Regions from separate parts of the Mus musculus genome. Here region 2 is linked to region 1. A link is a loop called in an ENCODE intact Hi-C map of the cell type or tissue named here. Cell type or tissue: heart. All regions are shown on one strand.

Region 1 (8,000 bases):
GTGGGATCAGGACACAATCTTTTAAATAGTTGCCTCACAGTAGCTTTTCATTAAGTAAATTCATGAAGACTGAGAGTTTTTAATTTATATTTGATGTCTGTGGTATTTCATGCTTAAGACATTTTCTTCTCTTTCAGAGATCTAGAATGACTTTTTTTTTTCTTCTCTGATATATAGTTTAGCTCCAAGTTCTTCTGGATTGGATTATATTTAACCAAGAGAAAATGATGTTTCAGCTGGCCCTAAAATGAGTCTCTTCCTGGAAAGGCTTAGGCATTAGCTTGCCCTTCTTGTGTTAAATATCATCTCATTAAGGGTTTTAGTAGTGCTATATAAAAAAAAATTGTTTAGGGCAGTCAGCCTCATCAATAACTTGATTACAAGTAGTAAGATGCTGAAATTTAAAAAGTGTAATTTGGACTAACAAGATGACTTGTGAACAGGGAAAACAGAGAAAGGAGAGAAAAGATAATGCTGGCAGCATAAATCTAAGCCACCTAGGAGCTACAGGACCTGGAAGCACTGGCAGGATTTCTTATCTGCAAATAATGGACAGAGGCATACAGCTATCCTAACCTGATTCCCATAAACATCCTATCCTTTCTTCCTCTTTTTTCTGGTTTTGGGATTATCAAGGAATGTTCCTTATTGGCATCTTTTTTTTTTTCTATTATGAAGACACCAGCTAGAGGTTCCCACAAGGAGAAATGGAGCACAACTCTCTACTTTCTTTCTCCTTCTGGAACTCCATGAGCGAACAGTAGAGCTCCCCCCTCCCCTTTAGAAGCAGTTTTGACCCTGTGGATTGCAACCCCTTTGCAGGTCGAATAACCCTTTCACAATGGTTGCCTAAGACTACAGAAAACACAGGTATTTACATTACAGCTCATAACAGTAGCAAAATTAGAATTATAAAGTAGCAACAAAAATAATTTCATGGTTGGGGGTTCATTCACCACAGCATGAGAAACTGTATTAAGGGGTTGCCGCTTTGGAAAAGTTGAGAACTACTGCTTCAGAAAGACATGAAGATGACCAGGATGAAGAGAGAGGGCATCCATGGAGGTGGAATGAATCTCCATAAGAAGTTTGGTAACAGAGCCATGGAAACAGACTCTTACAGGAAACATTGAGAAAACTGAGAAGCAACCTTACTTATGTGTACAAATGTTCAAATGGCTTCAGAACTGGATGCAGGAGGCATGCCGGTCAAGATGGAGCCTGGCATCAGGTAGACAGGTTTAATGTCTGTACCCCCTGTAGTTCTCTCTACAGTGCCCAGTTATGTGATTTATACCTCTTTCAATCAAGAGGCTGGAAAAGCCTTCTCTGGGGATCTAATTCTGAGGAAAATTATATATTAAGTTAAAAGTGGAGGTTCTAAATAAACTTATGAATTTATAACACAGATTCTTCTAATGTGATAAGGCCGGCCAACAAGGCCCATCCATTCACTTAGCCCCTTTAGATTTTTCTGAAAAATAAATAGTTTAGGTGAGCCATATATTTGAGCACAACCTTTATAGAAAAAAAAAAAAACAGATAGCTAGAGAAAGACTTAGGAAAAGCTAACATGATAGACAGAGACTACACACAGAAAACAAAGACACATCAAACTGTCTTCAATATCTGGAAAGCTAAGAGAATATATCTTCTGGAAGGAAAAACTTGGTATTTTATTTACATATTTTATTATCTATATGTGTGTTCATATGTGCAGGAAGGTACACATGGATGTGAATCATGGTATTTTAAAAGGAACATTCAGAGACCAGAGAGGTGGCTCAGTGACTAAGCCTGTACTACCATGGTGGAAGACTGGAGTTCAGTTCCCAGCACTCAAGATGGGAGGGATCATAGCTCTACTGGGTCTATGCTCTGTGGGTCCAAATAAACTTGAAGGGGATAAAGAGACAGACACGGAGCTTGGTGATGAAATGTGATAAATATACACAAGGAACAAATAAAATATAAACTGGGTCCAAAGAAAAACTAATGTCAACACGAAACAGAACTCTTTGGGGAAACAAAGCTAATCAGAGTGTTCCCTTAAGTTTATCTACATATAGTGTCTACTTAGTAATAATTCATGCTCAGTGAATCCACTAACAACAATTACAATGTAATTTCATTGACAGAATATGGAATTAGACAGAAGTATATCGATATACAGTAGGTCAGGGGCAGGGGCTACAAGCTCATGCCTTACCTTTGACAGTGGGAGTCAAAGAGAGAGGCTAGAATTTGTAAATTTCAAGAAGTTGCTAAGCATATGTGCAATTCAGAGGAATGGAAATAAATACTGAATGATCCTGCTATAAATATTGAGAATGTTTTGTTCTGGGGGCTGAGCAGGGAAGGGAATGAAGAGAGGGAGGTGGCTGTTTGCTTTCTAAGGCATGCAAATGCACAGAAGACAAACGAACACCTAAAAAGCAGATACAAAGATAGAAAACAATGCTTATTTCCTGTTCATGTCTATCTACAAACAGAATTGGCTACATGTTAAATGAAGTACATAAATAAAATAACACTCTGCATGACATTATTAAAAACTTGGAATACCTAAAGGACTTACTACTTTCCAACAATATCCCAGATAAGGGGCAAGGGAATGCATGGGAACATGCATGGGAACATTTGAGATTGAAACTGTAACAGAAAACCTGGATTTGGTCAGATTTAGTGTAAAGATTACACATTTTCACCTCTTTCCTCTGGGGACAGGAAATATATATATATATATATATATATATATATATATATTATCCCACTTGAAGACTGGTTCATTTCACATGAGTGACCTTAAAGTCAAATTTACCCATGTACCCATTTTACAATGTTCACACTGTACGTTGAAGAGGCAGAGTAGCTTGAATGGGGCTTAGGGCCAAGGCATCACATCGCAGACCCAGAACTCTGACTTGATCGCAGGTCCTTTACTTTTCTGTGTACTCACACTGCACTACCATCCTTAAAGCATGCCAGGAGAACAATGTGAGAAGCTTGGGCGAGCTATTTCTGTTATCGAATCTAAAAATACCAAAATTCATGTGACCTATAAAGCACCGATGAGTCCTGGGCTGGCTTCCAAATGTCAGGGCCCAAGAAAAAGAGAGGCAGTAGAAAGCAGTAGGGGGTCCTGCTGTTGGGATGAACCCAGCCCACATCTGTCTGAAGCACCTGGTGTGTGCCTGAACAACAAGAAGGGGGCACACAACCCCCCACCGCTTTCACCCTTTCACAGTGGCAGCCATTTAGAAAACTCTTGGAGAGAGGCTAATGGGCATGAGAGGAAGATGAAGTCATCGGTTCATCACTGATGCAGTGATCTCCCTCCCCTCCTTTGCTTCTCACCTCTCCTCCTTACCCCTTCCTCTTTTCCTTCCTTCCTCTCTTTTCCTTTTCCTTCCTTCCTTTATGTCCTCCCCTCCTCTTTTCCCCATCTTTTTCTTCTTCCTCACTGTCTCCTCCATGCATCTCTTCCCCCTCTCCTCGTTACCTCCTCCCTCAGCCTGCCCTCTTCTTCCTTTGCCTTCTCTTCCTCCTTCTTTTCCTTCCACTCCCTTTTCTTTTTCTGTCACTGTGCTACTCAATTCCTTCAAGAATGAACCACTCTGGAACTATTCCAAATAGGAGAAAGGCCTGTCTCTCTAATGCTGATGAGCCTCAGCAACTTCCAATAATTAACACAACTTATGCTTATGGTGACATGAAGGCTCAAGAAAAGACTTTCCTGGAGGCTGAAGTAGGGGGTTTCAGTGCCAACACAGTGCTTCAACTCTACTGAAAAGGCAAGGGCTTCTTCTTCCTTTTCCTTTTCCTTTTCCTCTTCCTCTTCCTCTCCCTCTCCCTCCCCCTCCCCCTCCCCCTCCCCCTCACCCTCATCCTCACCCTCACCCTCCCTCTCCCTCTCCCTCTCCCTCTCCCTCTCCCTCTCCCTCTCCCTCTCCCTCTCCCTCTCCCTCTCCCTCTCCCTCTCCCTCTCCCTCTCCCTCTCCCTCTCCCTCTCCCTCTCCCTCTCCTTCTCCTTCTCCTTCTCCTTCTCCTTCTCCTTCTCCTTCTCCTTCTCCTTCTCCTTCTCCTTCTCCTTCTCCTTCTCCTTCTCCTTCTTCTTCTCCTCCTTCTTCTTCTTCTTCTTCTTCTTCTTCTTCTTCTTCTTCTTCTTCTTCTTCTTCTTCTTCTTCTTCTTCTTCTTCTACCTAGAGACACTTAGCCGTTCCTTATCAGTCTTGTACTTGGAGTGAGATAGTCCTTTTCTGCTGGAAGCTAACTGCCAGGCCATTGGAGAAGATCCCTTGCTAAGAGGATAACCAAGGAACCCTTTCAGAGGAGAAAGAACACCATTTTCCATAGAGTCATCTAGGATATATACTATTTTCTGGGCCCTGCAGTAGTTTTCTGCTAGGAAATGAGACTCCTTATTAAGATTCACTGTGACCTGTGGATTAAAGAAGCTTTAGACAAACTGGGGGAACTTGAAACACAAAAATTACCCTACCCATAAGATGGTAAAGTATCTGTCAGGATTTAGTCTCCAAAGCCCACGCTGAACTTAATCCCCAAATCTATGTGTTCATGTTCTTTGCAGATGAAGTCTCTGGGAGGTAATTGGGATTAAACAATATCATAAGGACAGGGACCCTATGATGGGACTGGTTGCTTTGTAGGAAGGGAAAGAGCTGAGCTGATAGACTCCTGCCATTGCCCCTCAGACCTCAGTAGTGCTTAAACTGAGGCTATGAAAAATAATAGACCTGTGCCTCCTTTCTTGCCACTGGATGGCAGTGCGCCTACACCCCTGTGTGCCCTTCTGTAGAAACTGCTCTGTCAGCATAATCTTGACTTGTCCCCATTGGAGAAACAAGTGTTTAGACTAAAGATTTCAGCCTTGACTCGTTTATTTCCACACCTCCCAGGGTTTCTTTGGAGATTGGCTAACATCAATGTTCTCTGTTTCTCCCACAACCCCCTTGGCTTCTTTTGCACTTCTTGGAATACTCCTTCCCTCCTCCAAGACACTCTTCTTACCCACTGTACATCCTTTCATATCAGTGTGCTAATTGCTTTATGCTAATGCTCTTCAAGCAATGACCTCTGAACCTGTGGATCCACAGGATCTTTGGAGAATGTCTGTTACTCCTTTATTATGCTGTTGTTGTTGAGGTGTGGAAAGAAGGTGTGGCCTTTCATTCTCATGTCTTCAGAACAACTGCCTTGAAACAAGCAAACAAACAGAGTTCACAAATAAATATTGTCCTGAGCCAAAATATAGGTCTTTATGTGACTTTGTGTCTCCATCACTTAATTTGGTCCCTGTGTGTAATGAATGATCAGTCAGGACTTGTTGGCTAAGTCATCATGCAGAGCCAAAAGTGACGAATGGCCATACATTTGTCCTCTGAAACCCTACACTCCTTACACTAAGCCTTAAATATAATTTATGCATCTATACATGATGACACATCATTGTCCCAGTAGTAGGGAGACAGAGGCAGGAGGGTGAGGTGTTCAAGGTCATTCTGAGCTGCATAGCAAGTTTGAGACTAGCCTTGATTATTTAAGATTGTCTCAAAATACCCAAACCTTGTAATTGTCCACATAAAATTAGATGTACCATTGGATAAATAGTAAGGTATACTCTTTTAAAATTTACATATTTTAAAAACTAATATTATTTCTTCTCTCACCTATATTAATTCTGCCATCTGTATTTTTAAATTGTCTTATTGACCTCTGCCACTCCTGTCTCTTGTCATATCAGCTCTGAAGGCTTAAAGATTCCAGTGTGTCATCTTTATCCATGCCACTCAGTTCTTGTGCTCAGTCAGTCACCAGGTCTGTTTGTTCTATAACTTCAGAGTCCCTCTTATCCCTATGCAGTAGTCCATCCTTGAGTCCTCTGCCTGCCTCATCTCCCACTCCCACTGAGTCTCCCAGGCCATGCACCACCACCCAGCTGGACACCCTACCTCTAAACTTGACTTTTTCTGGTTTGTTTCTCAGCTAATTCTCTTTCCTACAACTTAGTAACAACAAAATCTTCACACAGAAGTTGCATTCAACCTTGGAAAGTTTACATCATAGTTCTACTAAATGTCTTGGGTTTTCTTGTCATTCACAAAATTAAAGTCTGAGCTCCATTTTCCAGTGCCTGAAACACTCCCCAAAGCTCCCATTCTTCAGCCTTCACCCCTTTCTCTACTTGCAAAGCTAGTCACTCTTGTGGTATGAAAATCCCTTCTTTGCTGCCTCAATCCTAACCCTCCTGGAGGCTGTCCCTTCTCTTCTACCCAGCCCCACTTAGAGGCTAACATTCTATCTTTCAGAAGCCTTCTAAATCCCTTAGAGATTTAGCATTTCCTTGTCCAATCCACTCTCTCCCCATTCCACTGAAATATTTACTTTCTCTGATCTTTGACTAACATTGTGTCTTCCTATGTGTGTAAACTCCTTTGTCTTATGTCCTGTTGTGTATTTGGAGCTTCTTACAGGGGCCATCTCACAGTACAAACCACACAGGCATCTGCCAAATTAAGAAAGAGATTTCCCCTTGATGCGTATGGAACCCTCATCGTAAGTGTTAGTTTAGTTCAGCTAGCACTTCTTGTGTGGTTAGGTTCAGTGTGACAGACCCCAAGACATAGAGAGTTCAGAGCAGAGAAGTCTTGGGGTCACTAATATCTGCTTTTTTAAGAGTCACATGTTCAGGAAGCTATATTCCCTCTCTCAAGGAATTACAAAAAAAAAGTGTAAAGATCATTAAGTCTGTATTGATTCTGTCTGTTGCACCCACTTCCTTCAAGCTTGAGGGACTCTTGCTTTGCTGTTTTATGAAACAGTAACATCAATTATCCCCTCCTCTGGTGGTTTATGCCAAAGACCATGTCTTAAAAGTTACAGATTTCTGAGTACAATTGGCCACTTAGACCTTTGTTATGTTTCAGTGGTTTCATTGTTTTAGATTTAATTCCTTGAACCCTTTAAATTTTATTTTGTGTAGAGTGTGGACAAAGGTCTATTTCCCCACTAAGAGTGGAAAAGTTTCACAAAACCTATAGTTGAACAATTAGGTTCTTCCTATTGGGTTGTACCTTCAAAATTATTTGCTGTGTGCTTCTACACTTATAGTCTGTTTGGTGGCTCCTGTGGATCCATAGGTCAAGTCTCTAATGTTATCAAAACATTTCCTAGTTTTTTTCTTTCTTGATAAGTTTGGTCCTACATGATATGGGCACTTCCCTCCCAGTGATATTCCTCTTTGAACATTATTTTGCCTCACCACTAGCTATTTTTCCACAATAAAACATCTTAATATTTTAAAGTATACGCCAGGATAATTATTGAAATTATAAATCTACCACGTTTATTACACAAATTTGAGAAATATAGAAAATTAAAAGAAGTAAACTCTGGAAATATTAAGGTTTGTTTACTTCCCCCTGGTACTCATTCTGTGAGACTCTGGTAAATACAACCAGTATCATATGGCAAGATGCATTGTGTCGTGCCTCTGCCATACCTGTTGTGGGGGACATATGTGAACTGTCTCCCATATGTTCATGTATTTGAATACTTGGTTCCCACTTGGTCGTTCTATTTGGTGCTATATGGAACCACAGGAGGTGGGGCCTTGCACGAGGAAGCCCATCCCTGGGATGTGCTTGGAAGTTTTGTAGCTTGGCTTCCTTTCTGAATCCCAGTTCCCAGTCTGATGTCTCTGCTTCCTGACTGCCCTGTTGTGATCGGGCTTCCATTTCAATGATTTCCTCACCATGAAGGACTGTTTACTCCAGAACTGGAAGCCTTTCTCCTTTAAATTGTTTTTGGTTGTGGCATTTTAATCTCTAACTTATTTTGTAAGCATTAGTATATCTAATGAAATGTAAAGGATGGAGCCCACAAGGGAACCTACACCCCAAAGTTGTTCTCCGACCTTTACATATGTGGTGTGTTATGCGCCCCTACAGTCATATTATGAACACCCACACAGTCAATGA
Region 2 (8,000 bases), 690 kb before region 1:
AGGCTTCACCTGGGGCTTAGCATCAGGGTCTTGGGGAGTGATGGATGGTGTGGAGAAAACCAAGCTGTGGCTCTGGCAGCAGTGGCAGGAAGGATGTGGGCACAGGGTTGGGGTGGTATGGCCGAGGGCCTGAAGAATGCCTTCCAGGGGAGGAGGTGGGGTCAGCAGCCTAGGCATTAAGATCTGTGGTGGGATCACAGATAACACGAACAGGGTTTTCTCAAGAATTTCTGGCATGCTTACTAAGGATGGGTTGGTGGAGAAGGAGCCCACTGTTTCCTGAAGCTGCCTCTCTTTCTTCTCCTCTCCAGGGCTCTGCAAGGAATATATGGTGACCATACGACCCACAGAAGCCAGTGAGCGCTGCCGGCTCCGAGGGTCCTATACTCTCCGGACCGGGGTGAGTGCCCTGGAGCTGTGGGGTGGCCCTGAGCCAGGCACACAGCTATATGACTGGCCCTACAGGTTTCTTCGACGCTTTGGGCGTGACAAGGTGAGTGAGTGAAGGGCTGAGACCAAAGATGAGTTACCTAAGGAGAACAACGAGGGAGGGGCAGAGAGCCAATAAAGAGAGAGTGGATCGAGGAGGAAGGTCATCTAGAGAGACAGCAGAGGTGGGAGGGGAAGGAGTGAAAGCCAAGAGGCCTAGGTGAGGAGAGATGATGTGGAGAAGGGATGGGGAGGAGCGTGTTCTTGCCAGATGTGGTGGCACACAGCTATAATGTCAGCACTGAGGGGGCTGAGGCAGGAGACAGAGTTGAAGGCCTGCCTGGGCTACATGGTGAGAGCCTTTTCCCAAGTAAACAACCAACCCCAACAAACAAAATGCAGAGGCAGAGGGGCAAGAGCTCCAAGAGCTCCAAGAGAAGTTTCTGGTGCCAGGGTCAGCACTTTTCCATGTGGGTGGAGTCCAGGGAAGAACAGTTCTTTCCCTCTTTTCCCCCCTCACTGTAGGCAACTTTTTCCTTTGAGGCTGGCAGACGCTGTCTCTCTGGAGAGGGCAACTTTGAGTTCGAAACACGACACGGCAATGAGATCTTCCAAGCCTTAGAAAAGGTCATTGCTGTCCAGAAGAATGCCACCCCTTCCGGGCCTCCATCCCTGCCAGCCACAGGGCCCATGATGCCCACTGTGCTGCCTCGACCTGAAAGCCCCTATTCCCGGCCCCACGACTCTCTGCCTTCTCCATCCCCTGGCACACTGGTGCCTGGCATGAGGCCAGGGGCCCCTGAGGGGGAGTATGCCGTACCCTTTGATACGGTGGCTCACTCCCTGAGGAAGAGCTTCAGGGGCCTCCTGACGGGCCCCCCTCCACACCTTCCCGACCCACTGTATGACAGCATTCAGGAGGATCCTGGGGCCCCTCTACCTGACCATATATATGATGAGCCTGAGGGTGTGGCTGCCCTGTCCCTCTATGACAGGACACAGAGGCCCTCAGGGGAGACATGGAGGGAGCAGGCCACTGCCGATGGGGGTCCCAGCTCCCTCCAGCAAGACTCCTCTGTGCCTGACTGGCCACAGGCAACTGAGTATGACAATGTCATACTTAAAAAAGGCCCAAAGTAGGGGATGGCCAGAAGATGGGATATGTGGTTCCCAGGGAGGTCTTCGGAAGCTGTGGAGGGGAAATGGTGGCTTCTGGTAGAGTCCTTTTGGTTACTGCCCCTTCCTGGGCCCCAGGCTCGGTGTGCCTTATTTGTGTACTGTGTGAGTCACTAGCCTGGAGCAGAAAGAGGGCCCTGGAGGGACCCACCCTCCTCCTACACTTTTCCACTTCCTCCCACTGCCTTGGGTCTAAAGGGAACTGGGGCCATTTCTCTTAAGAGACAAAGGGTTTCCACAGATGTCCTGGCTCCTCGGTGTGGGCAGGCCTCCTGCCTATAGATGTTTTGTTCCTGGGACAACCCTGGCTTCTGGTTAGCAGCGAGAGTAGCTGTTGTCCCTCTAGCTCCCAGAGTTTTCTATACATTAAACCAATTTCGAACTACTCTTCTGTGGCCTGTAATGCTGTGAGGGGAGAGAATGCTGGGGCTGACCTGCCGAGTGCTTCTTCCACTGGCTGGGATGTCTTCCCTGGGCCTCTGCTGGGTCCTCAGCATTTGTCTACAGGGTCAGAGGCCCCAGGAGGTCTGGGACCCTCCCACCCCCCCTAGGAAAATCTTTATTTTAATCTGTCTTTTGTTTCTATAACTGAATGCCACAGACTAGGTAGTTTATGAAGAAAAAAGATTTTATTTTCAGCTTGTGGATCTTCAGGCTGGGGAGTCCACAAACACAAAATGTTTATGGTATCCAGTGAGAGCCTTCTTCTTGCATGATAATACCACAGTGGACATGATGTGACAAGAAGACAGCAAGCATAGAGAGAAAGCAAGGCTGTTCCCTGGATCATGCACTGCTTCCTGAATCACTTCATTCATCTACAGAAACAGTGCCCTCATCGTCCAATCCCAAAGCCCTGCTTCCAAATCCATGAGCATATAACTTGGGAGATTTTGTTTTTAACATATGAAACATGAGGTCCATTCAAAGCATGAAAAACCTTCAAACATCTGCTTTTTTACTTTTTGCAAGGACAGAAAAATGGCAGTGGATGCGTGAAGGGTTTGATGGCAAATCTGGATTTCGAGAAAGACTTAGCAGTTAATAGATTTTACATTTATCTACTTCTGCGTGTATGGGCAGGCAGGGCTTGTCACAGCTCCCACATGGAGGATGCAGGACAACTTGCAGGAATCAGTTCTCTCCATCCTCCATGGGTTCCAGGATGGAGCTCAGCCCATCAGTCTTGGCGATCTTTCCCTGCTGAACCATCTCATGGGTCCCAAGAAATGAGTGACTTATTGTATCTTTTATGCACTAGAAATAAGACTTACCGGTTGTGTGGTCCTGGCCAGCCTTTCCTAGGACATGATTCCCACCCCACCCCTCCTTACATATATGTGTAAAGCTGAGAGAGACAAGGCACAGATGGCTGTCCTTGAGAAGGGAATGTTAAGTGCCACATAGGCAGCCCAAGGCCAGGTGCTTCAGAAGCAGTTAATGTCCAAGAAAGACTTCATAGCAAAGGGTGGTGTTTGAGGTGGGCCTTTCAGGGTGGGAAGGGCTTTGATGGTACTTAAGGGGTCTGGGGGGAGAGAGGGAGAGGGAGAGGGAGAGGGAGAGGGAGAGGGAGAGGGAGAGAGAGAGAAAGAGAGAGAGAGAGAGAGAGAGAGAGGATATCTTGGAAGGAACAATACTAAAGCTACAGAAGGAGTCAGGAAGGAATTGGACCCAGAGCGAGCTGCTCCATCACTGTTTAGTTGGAATGTTGACTTAGTGATAGCAGGAAACATCCATCCAGTAGAAACCACATTTTGAACACTGAACTTTGATCAGCTGATCTCTATGGATGGGCTCCTTTTCCTCAGCGCCGGCATCGGGGCATTGGCAATGGCCTCCAATCTCTTGGTAGGTCAGGTGTGCCCCATGCCTCTTTGGCTTAGGACGACATGAACATTGGGAGGTCTTAGCAACACAGAAACCTGCTGTAGGTGGAGGGGTAGTGTCGGCAGCAGCAGATTCGGAGTATGTTGTGGGAAGCTCATTGTTAGTGGGAGAAGGAAGGGAGGTTTGAGGCTCTTGGGTAAGGAATGCCACAGGAATAAATCTTTAGGGACAGCAGCTCTGGGAAGCTGGACTTGGGGGTGAGAGGTATAGCGTAGAGATGCCACTGAAAGGGTTCCTGGGATTCAAAAGCTGCTACAGAGTTAGCTCCTGTGCAGCTTGGGTGACGAAGAAGAGAGGTTTCCAAGGCGACACTTAAGTTTCAGGTAGTGAGCTTGGATCCTCACATGCTGAGGTTAATTACGATGGCTACAGTAGCCAGGGGGTGAGTCTTTAATCCCAGTACTCCGGAGACAGGCATATCTCTCAGTTCAAGACCAGCCTGTTCTACAGAGCAGAGTTCCAGGGCAGTCAAGGCTGCATACATAAACCCTGTCTCGAAAAACTAAAAAACCAAAGAAGCAAAAAAGCAAGCAAGCAACCAACCAACCAAACAGAAAGACGGCGGCTGCATTCTGTCCAGTCACAGTGAGGTTCTAGTGCAAGACAAGGTTCTAGCATCCAGGAGAGTAATGAGCAACAGACACACAGATCCATGCCTTCAAGACCCCGGGTGTGTGGCCTCCTAGGTTTTGTCTTATGGTAGCTTTTGACAGTTATTAACGGAGTACGTAAGCTGGAGCAGGTAAGAGGTTCTCTGCCACTTTTGTCTGTGCCAAGGTTTGCATTCAATCTGCGGGTCCAATTCTCCAAGGAGCCCAGGCTCCTCAGGACATGGGGGAAGAGCATTGGGGCAGGAGTCAGGTAGACGCTTTGTGTCTCAAAGCAAAGAAGGCCACATTATTGATTCCTCACTTGGCACTTGACGCACTCATCCCGAATGTGCCCAGCAGGGGGCAGTGCCAGCCTGTGGAAACTGCAACTAGGGACTAAGCTTGCGAGGCGCGGTGGGTGCCTGGTCCTGAGGGACGAATTTCTCTACCTGAAGGATCTGGTGGTGAGGGGCAGCTTCGGGAGTCTTCCGAACCTTGGGATTCCCCTCCGGAAATGTGAACACGCTTTCAAAATATGGGATCCTGAGCCGATCCCTATCTCTTTGCGCCCTTCACCTTCAAGAGACAGAACTTTCTGGTTGCTCTACTCTGAGATCACGTGATCTCACCAGGGGACGTGGTGGACAGCTTGATTGGGGAAAAGTGGGGTGAGGGGTTGGTAGCTGCGGAAGTAGAGCATTTGGGGAAGCTGGGAGTGGCAATGAAAGTCCTTAGAAGGCTGTTGGGGAAATGCTGACTAGGTTTTTAGTGTCCTCGGAGGAAATGAGCCAGTGGGTGTGCCCCATTCTGCAGGGAGCTCTGAATGCCTCTTAGCTAGCTTTAGCTGTGTCTGTGTCACCGCGATGTGTGTGCATCATTCATCCAGTAATACTACAGAGCAACTGCCACTTGTATGTCCCTCTCTCTCAGAAGCTGGGATTCCGGAAGGTTCCCCAGCCCCTAGCCCCAACTCAAAGGAGCAAGCAGTGGGGAGCAGCAGAGGCGGTCACTGATGGGTCAGGGAGAGAAGCGCTTGAGAGCACCACAGACAGACACACTGAGGCAAGGCCTCCTTCAAGAGCCGCTGAGCCACCCAGGCGGCCAGGGGAAAGTGCACAGGCAAGGAAGGAAACAGACCTGCCATTGTGGGCCCGAGCAAAGGATTTACAAAGACCTTGCCACCCAGAATGGGTCTCTGGCTCTAGGCAAGCTGCTTAGTACCTGTTGATACTATGAGAAACTTAGGTGTATCTAGGACTATTATAGACTGGCTTAATCTTTTAATTGAGGTCATAGGTTGTCTAATGAATGGACATGTTCTGAGAAATTTGTCACTACACATTGTCACCACTGAATATTCTTTTATTAATTATTTCTTTTCTTTTTCTCTTCTTCTTCTTCTTCTTCTTCTTCTTCTTCTTCTTCTTCTTCTTCTTCTTCTTCTTCTTCTTCTTCTTCCTCCTTCCTCCCTCCTCCCTCCTCCTCCCTCCTCCCTCCTCCTCCTTCCTCTTCCTCTTCTTTTGGTTTTACAAGACAGGGTTTCTCTGTGTAGCCCTGGCTGTCCTGGAACTCACTCTGTAGACCAGACTGGCCTCAAACTCAGAAATCCACCTGCCTCTGCCTCCCGAGTGCTGAGATTAAAGGTGTGCCACCACGCCCGGCTTATTAATTATTTCTTCACTTTACATCCTGACCACAGTTTCCCTTCCTTCCCCTCCTCCCAGTCCTTCCTGCCAATCTCCATTTACTTGTCTTCTGTCTTTTCAGAAGGGGGGGGGGGGCTCCCATCAACCAACCCTGGCATATCAAGTTGCAGTAAGACTGGGCACATCCTCCTCTATTGAGGCTAGACAAGGTAGCCCCGTAGGAGGGAAGGGTCCCAAAGGCAGGCCACAGAGTCAGAAACAGCCCTTGCTCCGGCTGTTAGGGGTCCCACTTGAAGACCAAGCTGCACTAGTGTAACATATGTGCAGAGGGCCTAGGTCAGTCCCATGCAGGCTCCCTGGAGAGTGGTTCAGTCTCTGTGGGCCCTTAGGGGCCCAGGCTAGTTGATTCTGTAGGTTATCTTGCACCACTGAATTTTTATACCTATGTGATATATAACTGCGTACCTAAGGTACATGGTATGTTTGTATATATGTCTGTGTGTAAATATAATTTATACTATTTGCTATATAAATATAACACATATATGCATGTAATATATAATTTATATATGTTCTATATAATCACAATATATCTGTAATATGTATATATTATAGATGTGTGGCATAGCCTGTTTCACCTAGGATACAAACATGTAGAGCTATGTTATATGTGAAATACTGGATGTATTGGTAACATAATGGTATTTGTGTATATATAAACATCCAAGATAGAAGAGGGTCCATAAACATGCCAGGCAGGAGGTATTTTTTTTTCATCTGCTTTAATCTTACAGACTTTATATACAGCTTGTCATTGACTGAGATGTCATTGTGTGCCACAGCCATGCATTGGCATCAGGGCAGATAGGAGTTCAGGGTTCAGGTCCCCAGCTTGGAGGCATGTACCCAAATTCACTACTGCTGAATGCTGTGTCATTCCCATTCTTTTCTGACTCTCCCATTTCTCTTTATTCCTACTTTCTTCAGAGTGTATAAACTGTGTGCACGTGCATGTGCGCGTGTGCGTGCGTGCGTGCGTGTGTGTGTGTGTGTGTGTGTGTGTGTGTGTGTGAGCTAATCTGAGTAAACCTGCCCCACGCTTAGAGAAGGGGATGCCAGCCCCCCCCCCCCCCCCCCCCAGGAGGTTCCACCTGGACTTTCAGCATCTGGAAAGGTTTCAGCATCTGATTGTTTGAGCCTCTCTGGCTCACTCAGCCCTCCCTGGGGACTCTCCTCAGGCTGCTGCTGCCACCACTTTTCGGCCTTGATGTTAACCAGCCTCCTGCCTCTTGCCTTCTGGGCGTTGATTCAATTAGCCAAGGTGCCCACCTCTTGCAAGGGCCATTTATAAAATCAACTGGGGCAGCTGCAGAACCTCAGGCAGGGCAGGGCTGGAGAGATAGCGAGCTGAGAGGAGGAGGTAGAGGAATCCTGGGAGGGGGGTCTGATCCAATTAGGTGCTAGGCTGGCTTCCCCCTGGCAGGAGGCTGTACATCATTGCTTGGCTTTGGTCCTCTACTGCCCGGCACAGAGCAGAGTCCATCAATCTCCAGGCTGTGGATAGGGATGGTAGAGTGAAGGCAGTGGTATGCAGTGTTCACAACACTTCCATCTTTGTAGCAAGCATGCTTGGGACAGCTTAATGTTGTGGGCTGGGCACACAGGCTGCAGCTTGACTCCCTGGGTTCAAGTTCTACCTCTGCTCAAAGGCAGCTGTGTTTTTGGCACCTGCATCAGTTTTTGCTGGGGGAAAAGGAGATGGTAACACTTCTCCTCTTTGAAGTTTGTGGCAAAGATAAAAGGGATGAATGAAAGCATAGCTCCCAGGACAGTGCTTGGCACATGCTGAGCTCCGGTGTCTACCACAGTCTCATTTGGCTCTCAAACCAGCAGTCAAATTATGCTTATCTTAGTAATAGGGTCACTGGGTCATAGGCAAGCAGCTTCCCCACAGTCTTTGCAGAGAAGACTTGGGCTTGGTAGAGGTGGAAGGATTTGCCTGGACACATGGTTCTAAAGAATGAAGAAAGGAGGAAGAGAGGTCAAGGAGAGGTCAGAAATGCTTTGCCTGCAGCCTTTCCTTTCCACACTAGGAGGGGGAGTGCTGAGGACTCCTCAGCCTCAGCTTGGAGAGGGGTTCTTGGAGAAGGAATGTTTGAGATAGAGAGAAGGGTGTTGGAGACCTGCAAAACGAATGACTTGAAGTCAAACTGTGGGTCCAAGCTGGCAGCCTAAGTTCTGCTCGAGACAGCTTTCTAAATGCTCTATGTTC

Evidence for each region. A loop is a pair of places that touch in the nucleus more often than their neighbours do. Peaks named below come from ENCODE experiments on the same cell type or tissue, not always from the same donor. Only the 100,000 strongest peaks of a DNase experiment are listed, where the experiment ranks them.
Region 2: a loop joins it to region 1, with 2.7 times the contacts of the local background. A loop is called at or near these places in 2 of 42 quality-filtered maps.

The regions. Positions count from the first base shown.
Region 1 is chr14:71,471,053-71,479,052 of GRCm38, forward strand. No RefSeq gene overlaps it. Among named protein-coding and RNA genes, the nearest start is that of 4930429C20Rik, 54 kb to the left of the region's middle. In heart, a CTCF peak has its summit at 4,775 (motif pointing right); a DNase peak (open chromatin) is centred at 3,069.
Region 2 is chr14:70,776,505-70,784,504 of GRCm38, forward strand. Dok2 (docking protein 2) reads left to right here. Exons shown (of 5, transcript NM_010071.2): 4 at 312-493; 5 at 955-1,990. The coding sequence ends at 1,569. Among named protein-coding and RNA genes, the nearest start is that of Dok2, 6.1 kb to the left of the region's middle. In heart, a CTCF peak has its summit at 4,435 (motif pointing right); DNase peaks (open chromatin) are centred at 427, 1,767, 4,487, 4,867 and 1 weaker place; H3K4me3 peaks cover 768 bases; H3K27ac peaks cover 2,130 bases; H3K27me3 peaks cover 549 bases.